3 separate regions of the Mus musculus genome follow, and regions 1 and 2 are each linked to region 3. The links are chromatin loops, found by intact Hi-C in ENCODE. Cell type or tissue: left cerebral cortex. All regions are shown on one strand. Links, peaks and the distances in the headings refer to the core of each region. The heading gives the core; the rest is flanking DNA.

The links. Hi-C counts contacts between places; a loop is a spot of excess contacts. Peaks named below come from ENCODE experiments on the same cell type or tissue, not always from the same donor. Only the 100,000 strongest peaks of a DNase experiment are listed, where the experiment ranks them.
Region 1: it touches region 3 in a loop (4-fold over the local background); 40 of 42 quality-filtered maps call a loop at or near these places.
Region 2: a loop joins it to region 3, with 3 times the contacts of the local background. A loop is called at or near these places in 2 of 42 quality-filtered maps.

What each region holds. Positions count from the first base shown.
Region 1 is chr9:53,250,485-53,257,567 of GRCm38, forward strand. No RefSeq gene overlaps it. Among named protein-coding and RNA genes, the nearest start is that of Ddx10, 5.9 kb to the left of the region's middle. In left cerebral cortex, for the core only: a CTCF peak has its summit at 4,073 (motif pointing right); a DNase peak (open chromatin) is centred at 4,083.
Region 2 is chr9:53,297,471-53,304,553 of GRCm38, forward strand. Exph5 (exophilin 5) reads left to right here and starts at 4,200. Exons shown (of 6, transcript NM_176846.3): 1 at 4,200-4,381. The coding sequence starts at 4,263. In left cerebral cortex, for the core only: no CTCF peak of the experiment used is centred there; DNase peaks (open chromatin) are centred at 4,004 and 4,804; H3K4me3 peaks cover 1,348 bases; H3K27ac peaks cover 1,031 bases.
Region 3 is chr9:53,381,135-53,388,217 of GRCm38, forward strand. It overlaps Poglut3 (protein O-glucosyltransferase 3), which reads left to right and starts at 2,889. Exons shown (of 8, transcript NM_212445.2): 1 at 2,889-3,152. The coding sequence starts at 2,966. Exph5 (exophilin 5) reads left to right here. Exons shown (of 6, transcript NM_176846.3): 6 at 1-24. In left cerebral cortex, for the core only: a CTCF peak has its summit at 3,471; a DNase peak (open chromatin) is centred at 3,624; H3K4me3 peaks cover 1,404 bases; H3K27ac peaks cover 1,400 bases.

The DNA.
Region 1 (7,083 bases), core at 2,815-5,314, 130 kb before region 3:
AAACAAACAAAAACAAGAAGTAAACAAGGAAGAAGAAAGACTGTACAAGCCACCAGATCAGGACATGGACTTCAGGATCATGATTTCTAGACATGGAAGGGAAATTGGATCTATGAAATCTCAATAATGTTGTTGGTTGAAAAACCCCTGCATAATGACAACACCAGTAGACATGCCACCATAGATGGGGAAATTCCACAAGTCCCTGCCACTAGAGGCAGAGCTACAGGAAATGAATAGCTGCTGAGAAAGAGAGGAGAATCAGTTTTCTTTAGGAACAAGCCCCTGAATAGGTCATCCAATCCCAAGTGGTCGGCCCCAAACACATGCACAGATGAGCAATACTAAATAGAATCAGTAGGTCACATGCACTTATAAATAAATAAATAAATAAATAAATCTCTTTTTAAAAGATTTCAGAGTTCTGACACTTACCTCACAGTTAAATAGACAGCTGCATATTTCCTGACTGTTTGTTTGTTTGTTTGTTTTTCTATAACATTGTTCCAGGGAAGGTAAACAGATCCTGGATCTTCTTCTGCCTGGTTTTTCCTTTACCAGTCTCTGATTCCTTATTTAAAATATTAAAAAAAAAAAACTGGCTGGAGATGCAATTCAGAGTGCTTGCTTATCATACACAAGATCCTGAGTCCAGTCCCCAACATTGAATAACATTAGACATCACAAGATGTCTAATAAACATTAGACATCACAGTGCACACCTGTAATCCCAGAACTCAGACGATATAGGTAGGGGCCGTTGGGACTTTAAGATTATCCTTGGATACATGCCAAGGGCAAGATCAGCTAAAGCTATTCAAGACCTTGTCTCAAAAAGCAAAACAAGAAAACACTTGAAAAAACATATAGGAAAAACTAAGGTATCAGGTTTAAGAATCTTAGTCCACCCCTCAAAAAAAATCTGCAGAATAACATCTATGTTCACATAAATACAAGGGCCCCCTCCACCCATCATTTTGTTTTCTGTGATTTTTTTTAACCAACAGTCAACTGCAGTCCAAAAATAATTAATATTTGTCTTGATTCTCCCATATAGTAGAACCATGGAACTTTATTTCAGTACATTGTTATAACTGTTCTGTTTGATTAGTAATTACTGTGTCTAATCTATGTGTTACACTGAATCAGAGGTCTGAGTGTATAGGGTAAGCATGCTATATATGAAGTAGTGTAGCATGGATCATAAAACTTGGTGGCTCTCACGTGCTGAGAGAGAGGCCAAAGGAGGACCAATCTCAAGCAGCTGAGCCCTGACAGCTTACCTCACAGACAGAGGACAAGAACACAAATTTTCTCCTTATTTCATTTTTGTTCTGTAAAATTATAACACTGTCATAGGAAAAGAGAGAGAAGCTAGAAGCCTGTGTCTCCTTGGTTGAACCAAACTGCAAAGAAATCTATTTCACTTTATCAATTTCTATCTCTTGATTTTTTTTTAATACAAGGAAACTCTGAAGGCAGACTTGTGGCCCACGTACCTGGTGATGTCTACACAGTTTGGAATTACCCATGGCTTTGGACGTTCCTAAGGATGTACAGTGTGTCCCCTATGGAGAAGAAGGCATTACATGTTGTTTGTTTGGACTTTGTTTCTTGAAACAGGTTCTCAAGTAATCCAGGCTGGCTTTGAACTCTTCATCCTCCTGCCTGTATCTCCTACCTGTCTTATGACACCTGACTTGAGTTGGGTTTTAGAAATCCACAATCTGCTCTTTAAGCTCTCACCTTTCTTACTCTTTAGCCCTCCTTCCCTCTCTCTCTTTCCCCTCTCTCCACGTGGCTATGGCCGGCCTCTCTCCCTCTTTCTACCTTATCCCTTTCCCCCTGCCTTTCTACAATAAAGCTCTAAAACATAAAAAAAGAAAGAAAGAAAGAAATCCACAAGTCTAATAATACTTATTTAAGATAATTAAGCAATACATAATGTTTAACAAATGGTAATGATGTTAAAAGTTTAACCACTCTCTAAATAAAACCCTTTTCTTCTCAGAACTCCATATATTCACTTTGAAAAATATCTTTTAAGCTGGGTGGTAATATCACATGCCTTTAATCCCAGCACTCAGGAGGCAAAGGCAGGAGGATATCTGAGTTTGAGGCCAGCTTGGTCTACAAAGCTAGTTCCAAGACAGGCAGAACTACACAGAAAAACCCCATTTGGAAACAAACAAAATTTTAAAAGAAAAGAAAAAGAAAAACATCTATTAGAACTTATTATATTAATCAAGATTCTGGAAAAGAGCGGAACTGATAGAATAAACGTATATGCATATATATTTTAAAGGGGATTGATTAGCTTGGTTTACAGGATGTAGTCCAGGTAGTCCAGCAACTTTTGTTGAATTAAATTTTTTTGTATTAAGGAAAAGTGTTTTTTAAAGGAACCTGCACAGTAAGACCTTTCCATGAGCTCAGAGAAAGCCAGAGGCACTCAGGGAAAATCAATGCATGCATCCTATTTCCTCTTCCCATTTAGTTGTGTCTAGGGGATTATGTGTTTAGTGAACAGATTGTCTAAAAGAAATTCAAACAGATCCTAATCGTGAATCCAATTATAATTAAGAAAATAATTCATATCAGTTCATGTTTACTGTCACTAACATTGACAAGCCTCTGGAATATTAACATATGAAAAGACATATCCATATGATCCACATGATTTTAATTCATATGATCTATAAATAATATTGATATTCTTAGCAAAGGTATCTCCACTTACTAGTGTTATATAAAAACTTATGTGGGTATCAGCAGCAGCAGGTGACAATAGCAAACTCCTAGCAGCCTAAGGATTTCCTCCCACTTAGAGACACTCAGATAATGCCAGATCCTCGACTTCCCTCAAAAACTTCTTCAGGATTTTTTTCTCAGTGAGATTCTGGACTTAGCCAGAGTGAAGCCAAGTTAGTGAGTTTATCAAGTTAGTGAGTTTAGATAGAGCCATGTAGGAGATGAATAGTATACTAACCAAAGACATTGGTACAGATTTACTGAGAGCCAGATGTCCTTGAGTGTCTTAAACACACACATATACATATATGAATACATATATATATATATATATATATATATATATATATATATATATATATGATCCCGTAGCTTTCTGAGTTATAGTCATCAAAGATTAAAGGGGAATTTACAAGGTTAAAGATTAAGAAAAACTTAAAATTTTAGAATGATTAAAGTTAAATAAAAATATATGAGTTGGTATGTTATTTATTTAACTTTTTATTTTGTGTCTATGGGTGTTTTGCCTGACTGTATGTATATAAACCACATGCACATCGTGCCTGAAGAAGACAATACAGGATGTCTGACCACCCAGAACTGGAGTTACAGACAGTTGTTAATCACTGTGGGGGGTACTGACTGGGAACTGAACCTGGGTCCTCTGAAAGAGCAGGGAGTGCTGTTATCTGACGAACCATCTCTCCAGGCCTCATGCTTACATTTTATATTATTATTTTTTTCTTGTGTCAATGAAATTGTAAGGTGGTCTTATGAGGTTTAAACTTAGAGAGGAAAAAGGAGGGCTAATAAACATGGTTAATTGTTGTATTTAACACCCTTGTTAGAGACATCTTTAGGAAAACACATATTATCTCTGTATGTATTAAGTTGACGGGTCTTTTTGTTTGTTTGGTTGGTTGGTTTGGTTTGGTTTGGTTTGGTTTTGGTTTTCGAGACAGGGTTTCTCTGTATAGTCCTGGCTGTCCTGGAACTAACTCTGTAGACCAGGCTGGCCTCGAACTCAGAAATCTGCCTGCCTCTGCCTCCCAAATGCTGGGATTAAAGGTGTGTGCCACCACGCCCGGCTCTAAATTGACATTTCTTTACTCTCAGCAGGAAAAGTAAACTAGATTCCAGGGGAGGGGCATTCTTCCTTTCTCGTGTCTTCTCGACTTTTCCTCCTCATGTCTCCACACCTAAGAGTTCTAATATTCTAAAAATGCTTGAAAACTCGTTCCCTAATCACGTTCAACTTCTAGCACTAGCCACTACATGAAAACTTAGGACTGCTCATTATTTAGTTCACTTCTGGCCAGCAGGTGGCAGCAGAAGATTAAGTGCCACTTTCCCCTGGGGCTTAGATTCAGTTTGCCATGCATTTTTATAGCCACCAAGTACTTTGTTGGTGAGTTGGCCTGTTCTTCTACATCATTGAGCCTTTGAGATGTTTGCAGTTAGTACTCTTCAAATTGTCTAGAATAGTTCTGAGTTGCTTTTTTTCCCACATACTGTTTTTCTTTTTTTTTTTTTAAGATTTATTTATTTATTATATGTAAGTACATTGTAGCTGTCTTCAGCCACTCCAGAAGAGGGAGTCAGATCTCGTTAAGGATGGTTGTGAACCACCATGTGGCTGCTGGGATTTGAACTCTGGACCTTCGGAAGAGCAGTCGGGTGCTCTTACCCACTGAGCCATCTCACCAGCCCCATACTGTTTTTCTTAACAGCAGTTAGGAAATGCCATACAGAGCTGGGTTTGTTACATACACTGTCTCTAAGCATCTCCCAACCTATTTTCCAGGGGATGAAGCTAATCTGAGAGGTGATAGAGCTCAGTCCACAGAGAGCTTGCCTAGCTTTTGTGGGGCTCTGGGTTCAGTCCCCAGCAGTACATAAAACTGGTTGTGGTAGTTCGTGCCTGTAATTACAGCATGGGAAGGTAGAAAGGCAAGAGAATGAAAAGTTCAAGGCCATCCTTGGCTTCATAACAAGATTGAGACTAGCCTAGAAAACATAAGACACTGTCTCAAAAATAAGTAAATAAATAAGCAAACAAAACAAAAATCCTCCAATATAAGAAGGATGAATGATATTCAAGAGGATCAACAACCTGATAAATGAAGGCCCACACTGCTGGGTCTGTCTTCAATAGAAACTCTTAAATGTCTTTTTGATAAAGTGCTGGAGACTGCTGTAGGCTATGATGAGGCAAAGGATGCATTAAAGGTGCTAATGGCACCAAAGGCTGAGATGGACAATGAATGATAGGCTTCATTCACTCCTGAGATACTACAAAGTGTTACAGCTGTTTTAGAAGACGGGTTCTTATAAACCTACATATTCTCTAAACATACAGCCACCACACTGTACCCAACAGGTTTGAAAGCTTATGTCTGCACAAACATCCACAAACAAATGTTTAGAGCCATTGTTCCATTGTTACAAGTTGAATTTGAAATGTCCCACAGTTTCACACGTTGAAGGCTTGGCCCACAGCAAGTAATAGTATTACTTACTTAATTAAAATTATTTAATAATATTATTAAACTGTGGGGTTGTGGAAAAACGTAGACCTAGCTGGAAGAAGTCTGTAACTCAGGGCAGGAAGGGGAAAGTTTGGAGCCATCTTGTCTCTGCCCCTTCCTTCCCTCTGCTCCACAGCCTCTCTGATGTAAGCAGCCTCCGCTGTGTAGGTCCCACCACCATGACAGTCTGCCTCATATCAGGCCAGAGCAGACGCTTTGGAGGAAACTTCTAAAGCCATAAATTACATAAAAATTTCCTCCTTTTGGACATTTACAACAGTGACCACATCTACCCTACCCTCCCCCCCCCCTAAAAAATAAACGCAGGTAAATTTTTCAGATAACTTACAGTAGTTTGGAATAGAGATTGCGATCACAGACAACCTTGTCATGATTAGTGGTAAGTAATCCTATCAAATGATTATAGAAATGGTATAAGCAAACCTTTGAAACTGCATAGAAAACCAACCATCAACACAAAATACTGTTCTCATGTAAGACTATTTACCCTCATCACCAGTTGGTCCAGGGCCAGCCATGAAGATGCCCGCTGAGCAGCCCACGCCTGAGTTCCACCCTCGGGACATGCGTAGCCACTGAGCCTTCTCTCCAGCCCCCATTATTCATTCACTGTCAACAAGATTTTGGACATAGGCATGTGATGGGCAAACTGACATACTTTTAACAAAGAAAGAATTATTAATAACTTACCTAATATATAAATTAGGTCTGTCCTGGGCAAAAATGGGACATACCGGTCTCTCCTCAAATTGCTCCAGTGACTATTATAGTAAGTCTAGTGACATTGTTTCAAATAACAAAATGTCAATTTTTATTTTAGAGGTTGGGTTTGAATGAACTAACTCTGTCCTCTATCAAAATCCCACAGTGAAATGAAAATACAAATCATCGTCGTATTACTTAATGTAGAAGATAATAAAGCCCTAGATCTTAAAATTATATTTACAATGCCAAAGACTACCTCTCCTTAGTTTAATTTGACATGGGTTGCTAAGCCGAACTGAACATAATTATATCCTAGGACAGTCCTAAATTAGTGCATCAAACACCATCTGTTTTAGGCCGCCTCCCCACAGCCCAGCAATTATGCACTTTCCTCCATCTCAAAATTTCCTGTTTTTAGTGGATATTTCTCTTTGCTTTTTCTTTTTATAAGAGAATAATATAATTAAAGCACAGGTTCCCCTAATGGGCTGCTATTTCCCTGCCATTCCCCCTCTCCTTTTCAAAAGTATGAGGCAGGTATATTAAAACTATTTGCATATGCATAGTGAATTAGGAGTTATATAACCCTGCCACCAACTGTAGCTTGGCCATCCGTACTGTGCAGAAGATCTTTGTGAGCATGCTCAGTAAAGCATCCTTAGTGAAAAGTCTTGTAATAATCATCTGGGAGAGTTTTAAGTGATCTGCACATACCCGGGGTGATTTTGAACAAATATATGAGATCTATAAATATAGAGAGAATCTATATATGATCTATCTATATGATCATATATATGATATATCCTGTCTGTCTATCTATCTATCTATCTATCTATCTATCTATCTATCTATCTATCTATCTATGCACGGGAGACAGCTGCATGTATTGCACCCAGACATAGCTTAAAGCTGCCTGTAAGTCCCTGAGGGCAGGCCAGAGGAAATGCCTGATTGCTAACACAGCCACTTTTTACCACCTATCCTACCACCACCCCAGATCTCTTCTCTTTTATCTCTTTCTCTTACCTTTCTTTAATATCTGTCTTTGTTCTCCAGCCTATTATCCACTCAAGAGTTA
Region 2 (7,083 bases), core at 2,571-5,070, 83 kb before region 3:
AACCTTGATTATCATCTTGTGCAGGTTTAGCACCACAGCAGAAACAAACACCTGGGTGAGTCTGTGAGGGCCTTTCTAGAGGGTCTACCTGAGAGAAGATCCACTATACATGTGAGCAGCACCATCCTGTGACACAAAGTCCCGGGCTGAAGAACACAGAGAAAGGGAGCAGAGCACCAGCATGCGAGCTTCCTAACAATGGATGCAGTGTGACCAGGCTCTGACAGCCAACAGCTAGGGACACTTTTAGTAGCACATCTTTCATGTTTTGATAGACCTCACACTCTGAGTCAAAGGGAATACTTCCTTCCTAAGTTGCTTTTCTCAGGCATTTTGTTACAGCTGCAAGAAAACTAACATGTCTACACAGTTCCTGAGTTATGGTTTCAAATTCTTCTCAGCTCAACAAATAAGGGTTGCTTTCACAGTCAAGAAAATCATGTTCTTTACATTGTATGTTTCTCTGTGTCCAAAGAACATTATTCATAGAAGCCATTCCTTAAACATAAGCTGTGTGGTATCTCTGCTTGTTGCTTTATTTGTGTTGCCATTTGCTTTTTACAGAAATCCTGTATGACTGGTTCTGCTGTGATCTTCATTTTATAAGTCAAAACCAGAGCAAAGGTTTTAGACGGTTTTGAATATTTTTCATGGAATGTTATTCCATACTTCTGGGTGTAGGACTGAGCCTCAGGTGGGACTAAAATAGAACTTTCTATCTAGGATTGTAAAATCAACTACCAAACAGAACAGCAAAACCTGACATGAACGACTGTACAAACTCTTCTCTGAGCCTTACACCTCTTTATTACTAATAAAGGCCTGTCCCCAACATCTTATTTTCAAGCTGACATGTATTTGCTTGTTAAACTGAGAGCTGCCACCAAGCACACCCCATAATCTGCTGTTGAAAGAGATTGTCCAGGGGAAAAAGTCAAAGTAGGTAAGAAAGATATAATTGTGAGAAAGCTATCCCTGACCCACAGAGTTGCTTCTCAATGGCCCACCAGGGTCATCAGTGGCTTTCCATGGCATTTCCATGACATTCAATTAAGTGATTGGATCTGCCTTTCTCTCGGCTAAGTGATTATCAAGAATCCTCCTGCTGGGATTTGGCCAACAACCTGGAGAAGGTAGACCATGGGAGGTTCCTGAAGCTTGTTTTTTTTTCTTTGCAACTGTTAATATTAAAATTCATACTGATGAGTATCTGTTTAGCTGAAAGGCTGGGCAGGAGGTTGCCAAGGGTTACCAGATGCTAAGATTGCATACAGCTGGCTGAATAAGAAATAGTTTTACTTTAGAGCGCTGTGGTCCTCATCCCAGTGAAAACATTCTAGGCAACCTGTGTAGTTTGCACGGTAGCCCCCCAAAAGTTCTCAATGTAAAATATCAGGATAAAAGTTTCCCAATAGTATTCCCTGTAGTGCCATAATGAAGAATGAAGCATGACTCGGTGCTAATAATGGGGTTGGTCATTGAAGCCTCAAGCCCAGTCTTACTCACGGTGCACCCTTTGCTGTGTCCATACTATTTAGTCTTGAGGCTTTTGCAACCAGCTTTAAGTACACGACTTCTCTATCGCTTCTTCAAGGTATCCGTCCTTGCTGGATACTGTGCTGTGGATGAGTAGCGTGTACTTCAGACCGTATACGCCTTTCATCCTCTGTCCATGCTTCCTTGTCTCTGGCCATCAAAGTCATCTTCCGAAACTTCAGTTCCAACTATGTCATCGTCTTCCTCAAAACCCAAGGTGGCTCCTCGCTGTCCATAGAGTGAAAAATAGATTCCTTAGGACAACATTCACAACAAAGCTCAGCCGTTTTTATTCTTCTTGTGCTCTGTATGTAATCCAATGCTCCTAAACCTCTCCATACTGTTCCTCCACGAAGTCTTTTCAAAACTAATCACCCTTCCTGAAATGTTAATATTCACATTTATCTACCTATGTGTTATATGCACATCTTTGCTTTAGATATAAAAAGAGTAATACCCCCCCACACCCACACACACACACATTGAAAATGCATGCTCTAGACTGAGTGTGGTGGTGCATGCCTACAATCCCAGGACTCATAAAGCAGAGACAGGAGCCCCAGACATTTAGGGGCATGCTCGGCTACAAACCTCAGCTTCAAGGATTTTGAGACCGCCTTGGGCTACACAAAACCTTGTCTCTAAAATAAGTAGGTAGGCAAGTAGTTAGATAGATGATAGATGAATAGATAGATAGATAGATAGATAAAATGAAAGAAGGAAAATATGTTTTAGCCAAGCAGATCAAGTACTTACAAGTCCTTGTATATGCCTCTGTACTTTTTAGCTTCAAATTTGTGCTCACTGTGGCCACGGATCAAAGGAACCGAAAGGATATGAAAAGATTCCACTGGCGCATTTCTGTGATCTAGCCCACTGCTGTTCTCCTTGCCAAGAACTGACTCTTGCTCAAATCTTACTCTTCGTGCTTCAGCCCACTCTTCACCGACCCTCTTAGCCAGAACTAATTTCTTTTGTGTACTCCATGGCATTTGTATGCTCTCAATATTTTTAATAAATGTATGGGTATGTGCACGAGTACAGATGCCCGAGGAAAAGAGAGGCATCACATCCCCCTGAAGCTGGGATTACAGTTGGTTATGAGCTGCCCTACATGGGTACTGGGAACTAGAGCCAGGGGCTCTGCAAGAATAGCAAGAGCTTTTAACTTCCAAAGCAGCTTTCAAGCCCAAGGAATTTGTTTTATTAAATAATTACATCTCTACCCATGCTAAGTCCCTTACTGAATTATGAGGAAAGGACTGTGTTGTTTGGTGTGTATACAATAGCTTCATGGAACAGGTTCCAGAATAGGTTAGTTTCAGTCAGCTCACTGATAAGAACAGGACAAAACCTCACCACTACCGACATTAGAAGGTCAGTCCATATACCTAGTAAAGGAACATGCAAGAATACCTGAACAGTGTGTACATGACAGACTTCCAAACTGCCATCATTAACATAGAGACAATCTATGAGGGAGTTCTGTGTTGTATGTTATAGAGTGGATCCCCACTTCTTGCAGCTAATAGATGCCCACAAAAAAGTTGTTTCAAAGGCTGTTTCTTCAGACATACCAAAGATAAGACAAGGGACCAGCAGCAAAAGCAACCATTCTTTATAGTTTTGACTGTTTTTCCTTTAGAGGAGTGAAACCCAGTTTGGTTTATTTATCATGAAAAGATGGTATTTGTGGACATACCTTGTAGATATTAGTGACCATCAAAATCACAGCAGAAAGGACTAAATTAAGGGTATTGGGGGAATGTATGTCCACCGGACAAATTGTTTTTATGTAGAGAAACAAGTTTTCTGGAAAGACATTTATCTTAAAAAAAAAAAAAACAAAAAAAAACAAAGCACATGTATGCACATCCTTGGAAATACCTGACTTCACTATGTCATGGAATAATTGGCTTTCTAGGAAAAGCACTTTCTGTGGTTGCACGGGATTGTGATTCGCTTTCTAAAATACTGTCAGTGGGGCTTTTCAAAGTCTGAGAATGACTTTCTATGAGACAATGGGACTGTGTGTGTGTGTGGGGTGATGGCAAGTTTGGCAAATAATTCAATTTCCAAAGGTAGCCTAATGCCAGTCCTTCTGTGAGTCCCTCTGAGCCAAAGCCTGAGATAAAGTGAGTTTAGGCTTCCCCGGTCTTTTAAATAAGATAACACTTCTACTAACTCTAGCAAGCTCCTACCAGTTCTCCTGTTCTCAATCATTGAAAGACAGGATTAGTCGTGAATCTTTTTCCTTCTTCGTCTTTCTTCTAGACAAGCTCAAATTCTTCCAGCAAATAGCAACAGCCAAGCAAATACTTAGGGGCTAACACTCAAGGGCAAGCCTTCCTTAGAGACAGAATTATGTAGGCTTGTTTGCTTAACAAGTCACATAGAGGGTGGGAAGGGGGTGGGGGGTGGGAAGAGACGCTGCAAAGTCCGCCCCGCCCCCCAAATGCGATTGGTTCCTTTTCTCCATTTAGTCACTCACTTTGCATCTCGGTTGGACAGGTTGAGAGAAACATGTCATTAAGGTGTTGTCAAAAGGAGCCCTGTATGTGTGGGCTGGTCCCGAGGTTTGTGGTTTTAGCTTTTCAAAGGCGCGGAGCTATTATGGGCTATGGGATCAAGTTCGGGAAAACTAGTCTTCATTATCTTGAAAAATGGCTTTGTAACAGGAGGCGCCAAGGAGCTTAAGTACACATAACTCGCACACGGGAGAGAAAATGACGAAAGTTCCTCAGGGGTTTGATTTCAGCTTCCTAAACGAGGAAGAAGCCAGGAAGATCCTCCAGGTACTGGAAAGAAATGAGGAACTCCGGAGGGCAGAGAAGGACAGGATCAGGTACGAAGCGAACTCCTCCTCTTGGGCTGGGCCTGCATCCTGTTGGTTTCCGAGGGAACCCAGGGACACCTGCTGGGACCCTATGCAGGTGCTGCTTGGAGTGGCAAGAGGGAACGAAGACGTTGTTTCAGTGGGTCTCCAGATGCCTCCCGGGTGCTCTCTCCAGGCTCTCCATCCCCAGCGACTTGGCTGGGAGTCCAGGACTCCGCAGGGAGGAGGGAGAAAGTCGCTCGTTCTTTGCATTTCTCGGTGCGTGGGTCCCCGCCTGTTCAGGACACCTGGGCTAACCTCAGCTGGGAGGGGTTCAGGCATAGTAGAGGCTCAGGTGCGTCATAGGCTACTAGGGATAAGGTCGGACCGTTTTAGGGCACGTGAGTTATTGTACGGCACTCCCTAGAACTGGATCCTGGCAGCTGTTCCCTCCAAGCTAGAGGCCCAGAACAGGAGGGAGATCCAGGAACTTGCCAGAGGGTCCTGTGTGGGTGAATGGGACTTAGACACGTGGGGTTGGCTGTGGTGTGGTGCTGTAAGAAGGAGTTTCTACGGGATCCAACCAATGGCCTTATTAATAAATACAATGTTGTAGGTGAGGACGGGATAAGAAACTAGCAAATTACGTCCAGAAATGATTCTTGGGAGCATAAATTAACTTATTATTTTTTTCCCTGCTGGAGTACGAACCCACAGACCTATTCAAGTCTTCTGCAGTGAAGTGTGGGAGGAAATCCAAGATAGCACACAGGCTGCAATGTAGGCATAAGCTGGAGTTTAGAGAGCTGGCTTGGTGAAGTCATTCAGGTTCCCAATTCCAATCAGTCCCTCCCACCTCCGCCCTCCTCTTCCTCACCCCAAAAGAAACGCCTCCAAGGACAAACTTCCAATTATGGAACCCTCCTTAGTCTTTGCAGAGACAGAAGACACTGAGCCCAAAGCTCCCTCTTCATTTTTTCTCCTATGTGGCTCTCTAGGAAGGGCGGGGGCAATGGTGTTTAAAGTTTGAGAATGGAGATCTCATCACACAGGCTCCGTCCCTTCCAATCAGTCAGTAAAAAGTCAATCATTCACTCTGAAAGCAGTGTGTTCACACTCACCCGTGAGTGCCCACACATATGCACGTCGGCCACACGGGGTGTCACCCCATTCAGAGAAGGACATAGATCTACTTAGGGCCAGCTTCAAAGCATACACAATCCCCACACTCCCAAACTGTAGTGCTCAGAGTAGGATGTTCCTTGTCTGTAAAGAGAAGGGCGACATTATACATGAGGGGACAGCATGGCAACATTAGGAAATAGAGAGAGAGAGAGAGGTGGGCTCACACTTAGGGATCAACTTGGCCCTTTTAAAATTATAGTCAGCTGTCCCTGAGTTTGTTTCCTGCCTGTGGATCCTGGCCTTGTCTGGCCTTAGTGAGAGAGAATGTACCTAGTCCTGCAGTGACTGATGTGTGGGAGTGCGGTGGGGGGTGCCCCCTTCTCAGAGAAGAAGGGGAGAGTGGGGGATGAGCTTTGAGAGGAGGGCTGATATTGGGATGTAAAATTAATTAGTTAATTTTAAAAAAATGATAGTCTTAGATGCTCCAGTGGCACAGTCTGTTAGCATGTGATATTTTTACAAGCTGTAGTCTTAGTGATATGATTTATTTTAAATTCCTTCAAGGGAATTTCTTTGGTACTGTATTAGACTTATGTAAAATATGACAAATGAAGGAAAATAGATAAAGGGTATAGAGGACCTCTTTATACTTTTACTTTTGTGTATATACTATATGTGTGTGGTACCTGTGTATGAAGTATATGCACATGTGTATGCATGTGGACAGTCATGGGAGCCAGAAGAAGACAGCTAATGTCCCTCCTGCTCTGTCTTATTCCTTTGAAACAGGGTCTCTCACTGAACCTTGAGCTATGTGGGCTGGTGGCAATTCTCCTGCCCTGTCCCTCACAACTCTGAGGCAATAAGCACCTGCCATAGTTGGCTTTTTCTATCCATCAATGTCAAGATATAAACTCGAGTCTTCCTGTGCTTGCACGGCAAGTGCTCCTCTTACCCCCTGGTTGTCCTCCTGCTCCATCACCTTGTGCTTTCTCTACTGCAGTCTGTGTCATCCACATCCTTGACTCTGGGGGACATAGGTCTATGCATAGATGGCCACCGGCGAAAGCTTAGTTAGGAAGACTGCAACACTTCTTGTGACTTCACGATGTTCATGTCCTCAATGAAGCACTAGCAGAAGAGCCACATTGCTAGCACAAAGATAAAAATTATAATTGATAACCTACTAAAATAATCATCCAGTTAAAACATCACCACCACTGACATGTAAAATCACTTTAGAGAAAGTAGATGATTGGACCAAACTCCCAAAGCAATGACCCTGGCATCTTCTTTTCTCCTGGTTACTTCCTGGCTCCCACTGTGGAATCCCCCATATCTCCATGGATCATGGACCATGTTCATTCATTTCTGTAGATGATACTGGCCTGCAGAAATGACCCAGGATAGCATGTAAGCCAGCTGTCTCTTCCGCTCATTATCTTGTAAAATATGATCATTATATTTTCCAAATAAAAACTCAGAGTTCATGACTTATGGAGTCCCAGACTGTAGCTTCAGAAACAGCTCAAAGGGCCTTTCTGGGAGATGCTAGGGCCTCTACATTTCCTCAGAACCAGCTTCTTGAAGTAGGGTTCCCTTGGCTA
Region 3 (7,083 bases), core at 1,913-4,412:
TGGAAATAAAGAACTTAAACAGATGCACTGCATCCTTTGTTGGTTTTTTTCTGGGTTTGTGCTTCTGAAGACGGAACCCACATGCTAGGCAGCTCCACCACTAAGCCACAGCCTCAACCCCAAAATACTTTTAGGGTTGCTTTTATTTACTATCCTCAGATTATTTTTTGCTGTTTTGTGCTTTGCCTGTTTGTGCAGCACGTGCATGCCAGGTGTCCATAGAGGCCAGAAGAGGGCATCAGATCTTGAAGAACTGGAGGTACAGATGGCTGCTAACCATCGTATGGGATTGCTGGCAATGAAACCTGGGTCCTCTGCAAGAGCAGCCAGCACTCATGTGTGTGTGTGTGTGTGTGTGTGTGTGTGTGTGTGTGGTTTCTCAAGGCAGGCTTTCTCTGTGTAGCCCTGGCTGTCCTGGAACTCACTCTGTAGACCAGGCTGGCCTCGAATTCAGAAATTCGCCTGCCTCTGCCTCCCAAGTGCTGGGATTAAAGGCATGCGCCACCACGCCCGGCCCATCCAGCAGTCTTAACTACTAAACCATCTCTCCAGCCCTTTAAAAGATGATTTTTTTTTAAAGTATGAATTTTCCCAGGAAAATTACGAAGATACTGGGGGTGTGGGGGGGGGGTACGTACCTGGTCTTTCTGGCAACTATTGGGAGGGGTTTGTCAAATGGATGTCTTGCAATTCAAAACAAAAAGAGTGGCTTGCTTCTCTTTCATGTACACCCAAAGTAGCCAACCAGCTTGGAGACATCAGGGTGCCTAGACTGACATCACTTCCTGGATGTTCTCAGGTTTAGCAAAGAGGAGGCAGCTGGCTTGAATTGGGGGCCAGCTCATTCAGGAGCACCACAGACTGTTCTTTGTAGTTTAAGACAATCACTTAATGATCCTTCTAGTTACTGTCCATTGCTTGTCTGGTTGCAGTCTTAGGAGTCAGTTGCTTGACTCCCCCCCCCCCCTGCCCAATAGGTGTTATTTCAAGTGTTATATAATTTCTTTTTTTTTTTCTTTTTTTTTTTTTTTTTTTTTTTTTGGTTTTTCGAGACAGGGTTTCTCTGTATAGCCCTGGCTGTCCTGGAGCTCACTTTGTAGACCAGGCTGGCCTCGAACTCAGAAATCTGCTGGGATTAAAGGCGTGCGCCACCACGCCCGGCTTCTATTTCAAGTGTTATATAATTTCTTAGGCACTATCACCTAGAGCCAGATAACCCCCGACTCACTTCTCTGGGAAAAGGAAATTTAAGTTCAATTTTGGCAGGGTGTAGATAAAATGTGTTTACACAGGTTTTGTGTGTGGGTATTTATTGTGTGTGGTGGTATTTATTTATGTATAAATGCTAGCTGGAGCAGAGCAGAGTAGGCGTTCCATCAAAGCATGCAAACGACCCCAGGAAACAAGCCATTGGAAATCACACTAAGTTACACTACACTGCTGCCCTGCAATTTACAAGTGACTTATTCCCAGTTCCTAATGATGCGTCTAAAGAGCGCTGTCTATAACGTCCAGGGGCTAACCTGAGACCCCAGCGCTGTAGAGTGCATATGGGCATCTGCCGATTTCTTCCTGCTGGCCTCTATACTCGCCTATGATTGGTAATTGGGTTGGTGACCTGGGCCGGAGCTCAAAATGCTCAGGAGCCCAATTAAAGCCTGGGGCCTGGTTCTGATAAGCTCTGGGTTGAGATCTACCAGGAAGATCTCTGCCCATTCTGCAGGATGAATTCTTCCAGATTTCTCATCCTGGGAAGAATAATTAGTTCCTAAAACTCAGATAAAAAGAAAAAATAATTAGCAAGAGTGAACAAACGGGGGCTGTGGGGCTGTTCTTCCCGGCTCTTGATGCTCAGGAGTGGGGTGCCCAGGGCATAGTGGGCAGGGAAGGATAGGTGCCCAACTCTACTGAGACGCTTGCCCAGACCCTGCCTTCTGCTGCCCAAGTGCCCTACACAGGAAACACCGAAAGATAAGGGACTTCAGGGTAGTAGGCTGCCAATCACAAATATACGGAACAGGTGGGCCGGTGTGTGAACAAAGACTAGGGGAATTCCTCACAGGGAAGCTATTCCTCTTGTTCCACTGTGGCACTGGAAACCAAACCCTGATGTGCATTTATAATAAGCCATGTTTCCAACCCTTTTCTGTCTGGGTGTAGTGCACACCTTTGATCCCAATACCTGGGACACAGAGGCAGGTGGATGACAGTGAGTTAAAGATCAGCCAGTCTATATACATATATAGAGAGTTCCAAGGCAGTAGGAGATACATAGGGAAAACCCCAACTCAACCAGTTTTCTCCACAAGGCAAGGTGGCTTGGCTTACACACCTTTAATTTCCCTCTACTGGAGGAGGCTGGGGTGGAAGGATTGTCATCAGTTCAAAACCAGCCTGAGATACAGAGGGAGACTTCCTTCTCAAAAGGAGAAACAATAAAATATAGAAGAAGAAAAGGGGGAGGAGGAGGAGGAGGAGGAGGAGGAGGAGGAGGAGGAGGAGAAGGAGAAGGAGAAGGAGAAGGAGAAGGAGAAGGAGAAGGAGAAGGAGAAGGAGAAGGAGAAGGAGAAGGAGAAGGAGAAGGAGAAGGAGAAGGAGAAGGAGAAGGAGAAGGAGAAGGAGAAGGAGAAGAAGAAGAAGAAGAAGAAGAAGAAGAAGAAGAAGAAGAAGAAGAAGAAGAAGAAAAGAAGGAAGAACAAGAAAAGGAAGAACAAGAAGAAGAAAAAGAAAAGAGGTAACAATTTTAAAACAAGCACACCCTGCCTTTCTCCAGACTGGCAAACTCAGGCAACTAGTGTAGGGATGACTAGGAGCGTAAGGCCTGGGCGCGGTACACGAGCCAGTCGGGGTCCGGGCGCGCGCCCGGCCCGCCCGGGGCGGCTCTAGCCAGAGGCCCGCCCTCGGGTGTCCCCTCGGCCCGGCGCTCCAGCTCCTCCCTGGCCAGCGGAGCTGAGAGCCGGCGACCATGCAGGCCCTGCCGCTGGGGCTGCAGCTCGCCCTGCTGGTGGCGGCGGGGGCCGGGGCGCGCGTGAGCGCACCGCGGAGCCTGGCGTGGGGCCCTGGGTTGCAGGCCGCCGCCGTCCTGCCCGTGCGCTACTTCTTCCTGCAGTCGGTGGACTCGGACGGCCGGAACTTCACTAGCTCGCCGCCAGGTCAGCGCCCGTTGCCGTCCCCGCGCGTCCCTGTCCCCACACGTGGCCATCTCCCCACTGCGGGTGTCGTCTTCTCTCCCCTCCCATCGGCGTCCCTTCCCTCCTCCCTGACACCCACGGGGGCGGGAGGTGCCACTCAGGACCGTTGGGTGACTAACTCCAAAGGCTGGGCCACAGGTCCCGCCCGGTGACAGATGTAAGGGTAAGTAGAGTAAACGGCGCCTGTGGGGTCCCACGGAGCGCAGTGGTGCCATCACGTGATGCAGATGGCCCTTCCTGGCCTGCAGGGCGCGCCTTCCTCCCTCCCTCAGCAGCCCACTCTTCTTAGGCCCGCAGTGCAGACCACGCGAAGCAGGGAAACTTCCTAGAACCGGAGAAGGGAGGCGCTTGTCTTGAATCTCAGCAGGGCCCTCCTCCCACATCTGATTGCTTCTCTGGACTTGTCCAGCTGGTTTCAACTTGTTGCCAGTCAGGATTTGCTAATTTGTGTCTAAATGTAAGGCTGCTCCCATCTGGCGTCCTGTTTTGCCTGCAAAGAGGCAGAGAACTCCTTGGCGTCCTCCACCGAGCAAACGGGAATTTCACGTACTTAGAAGTCACGTGTATATGGTAATCCTGGAGTAAAAAAGAGGATGGCAATGTCTGCCTATCGAAAACTTAAGACTCTGCTGAGAAAATAGATAATAAGCAACCTGCCTATCAGGGCAAAGCACAGTTGCTGCAATTGGATTTCTGCAGCCTGGTGTAAACATTAAAGAACTGCCAATAGGTCCAAGGGAGTCTGGGAAGCTTCAGGAGTGCGGGTTTGGAGGCTGAGAGGGGTTTCTAGACTGGCTTGCAGCCGCGCAAAAGCAGAGAGCGCGAGGATCAAGTGTTGAGAACAGGAGTCTGTGGAACATGGTTCAGATTCAAACCGTGTTATGGTGTATCTGCAGTTCTGTAATAAATAAATGAACCCAGATAAGCACTCATGTGGTTACAGCAGGAGAGTAAGGATCCCCCCCCCCCATTTTAAAAATCTTTTTCCCCAAATAAAATGTTCTGCAAAGATTATTCGGATATGTGTGTGTTTGTATATGCCACTTGTGAGCTGGTGCCTATAGAGACCAGAAGAGAGCACTGGATCTGCTGTAACCATAGTTCTAGACACTTGTGAGCCACCTAATATAGTTGCTGAGAACATGAGTCCGCTGGAAGAATAGAAAGCACTCCTAACCACCACCGAGCCAGCTCTCTAGCCCCAATACATCATAATGTTTTTATAATGAGAAAAACATATCTTTTAGAAATTGCAGTGCGTGAGTGGATCCTGGTGTGTCCGTGGCAGGAAGTCAGACCTGTTTGGATGATTATGTAGTCCTAGGGTGTAACTCTTTGGTCTTATGGGATGCTCCATTTGGTAATGTAAGATCAGTGCTTTCCCTCTAGCTGCCGTGAGCATTGATAAACTTACTAAATGGTCATTGAAAGGAAAAGTATCGACTCAGGACCCCCAAGACCAAGTTCTCAGCACATAGGTACAGAGGGCAGGGAATAAGTGACAGACAGGAGATGGGGGTTGAGGAAGAAGGGGAAGGGAACAAACGAGAGGGGACAGGGTGTTTGTCCTGGAGTGGAACACAGGACTGTCTCTGGATAGAGAGGGGACAGACATGGCTCGGAGGCAAATGGCAGTTAGGTATAAGAGGGGCTAGAGAGATGGCTCAGCTGTTACAGGCTAGGCTCACAACCAAAAATATAAAGGTACAAGGGAAAACCTTGTGTTAGGATGAGGTGTTTAATTTTAATTGGGCAGATTAATTAGGTGAGCCAAAGGGGACTTTTGATTGTTGGACTTCAATACTTTGATAGCTGGACCTTGGTAGTCAGCTTCAGGAGGAGGAAGAAGTGGCCATTTGAGGGGATAGACCTTGGTGCGTAGCTTTAGGAAAGTAATCCAACTTTTTTTTTTTTTTTTTTTTTTTTAAGCAAAGCAGAGGCAATGGGAGAGAAAACCAAGGTCTGCCAGAGCCATGCTTACTGGTCAGAGCCCCTTCAGTCATGGCAGGCGAGGTTCCCATTGCCAGAGATTCTCTTCCATTTAAAATTATATTCTATTTAAAATGCAAAGCTATGATTGCCTACTGACTGCTGGGTTTTTTGGTGGTTTTTTTTTTTTTTTTTAAATATGACCCTCAGCTACTTTTTGGAGCTAGGTTTCTTGATCTGTACAGTGGGGTAGATCAATAATTACCTAACAGGTCTTACAAGAAACAGATAGAAAATGCTTATGAGAGCTGGGTATGATGGTGCAGGCCTATAATCCAAGCATTTGGAACAGAAGGATTGTGAGTTCTAGGCTAGCCTTGACTATGTAATAAGAGCATGATCTAGAAAGTATATAGATGGATAGATAGATAGATGGATATAGATAGCTATGAACACATATAGCCCATAGTAGGCACTAAGTAAATTTTTTTATGCTTTTGGTTGTTTTGAAAACTAAGTGTTCAGAATCTTTGAAGTAAGGTGTGACACTACCAGGCTCCTTTTGTGTCACTACCTTCTCATTGGTCACTTTTTCATAAATTTGAATTTATGGAGAGGAAACTGTAGGGTGATCTTTGATTCCGTTCCATTGTAAAGGCCATCAGGGCAAATGGGAATTCATATTCCTTCCGCTTTGAGCAATTTAGAATTTCACGCTTCTCCTTTTCTTCCTTATAAAGCTCACTTACACTTACTTATTTCTCTGCCAGACCCAATCAGGGTTATTTTCCACTGACTCTCACTTCGATTTTATGCTATCAGTGGCCCAGGCAACGAAGCACTTAAAATAAATATGTGGGTGCTGGGACTGGAACCTGGGTCTTCTGGAGGAATAGCTAGTGCTTTTAACTGATGGGCCATCTCTCCTCCTGGGGTCGCCTTTCTGATGTCAGCAAGATGAAACACAAAGCATTTGAAAATTCAGTTTAAAAAGAAAAATGTCACGCTCTCTAAAGCACGGGGAACTTTGTAGAAGGGGAAGTAGGAAAGTAGGAGGCATCTCAGAGCCAGAAGACACAGGGACTGGCTTCAAAATGACCAGAGCAGCAGTTCTCAGCCTTCCTAGTGCTGTGACCCTTTAATACAGTTCCTCGTGTTGTGGTAACACCCAACCATAACGTTTTCCTTGCTACTTTATAACTGTAGTCTTGCATTACTGTCATAATGCAAGGATCTGCAGATATCCTGCAGTGCAGGATATCTGATATGTGACCCCCTGTGAAAAAGTCATTCCTCAGACACTGCTGTAGACTCTGCCTTTGCAACCATGAACTCATAACCAAGGTTACTGTTCTTGGCCCACACATGACTGGCCCTTCCAACAGTCAATCACAGAATGGGGAGGATCTTATGGAACCCTGTCCCTCACTTCCCAATTCTTGTTAAGTTCTGGCAGAGGGAGAGTTGCCTGCAGTTGTTGTACCTGCCACTTACCCACTGCTGAGCCACGAGGCTCCTGTGGATCATTCCAAATTCACTGTCACACAGACAGCCCTGGTTAGACCAAGTGGGTCATAAATGAAGCAAATACACATGAAGGTTAAAAAGTGATTTGCATAAAAGGAGAGGGGGATAGGCAAAGGTGGGAGGGTTTTGGAGAGGGTGAGGGTGGTCAGCATGTATTATGTAAGGTGTGAAATTGTCAAAGAACAAATCTAATGAAAAAGGGACATTTTTCTCAGAAATGAGGGTTACTAGACACTTCAATGGCATTAAATAACGTGTGTGTATTTTACAGGGAGAAAGTTGAATTGCCACAGGGCCATCATCTTTAGAATGTGGACTGTTACTGCTTGAATGTTATTCAGAGGAGAAAAGACCAAGTAGGAGAAATGTTACTTTCTTCAATGAATTAATTTTCTCATCCACTGTTATTGAATGACTGATGAGTCCCATGTTAAGT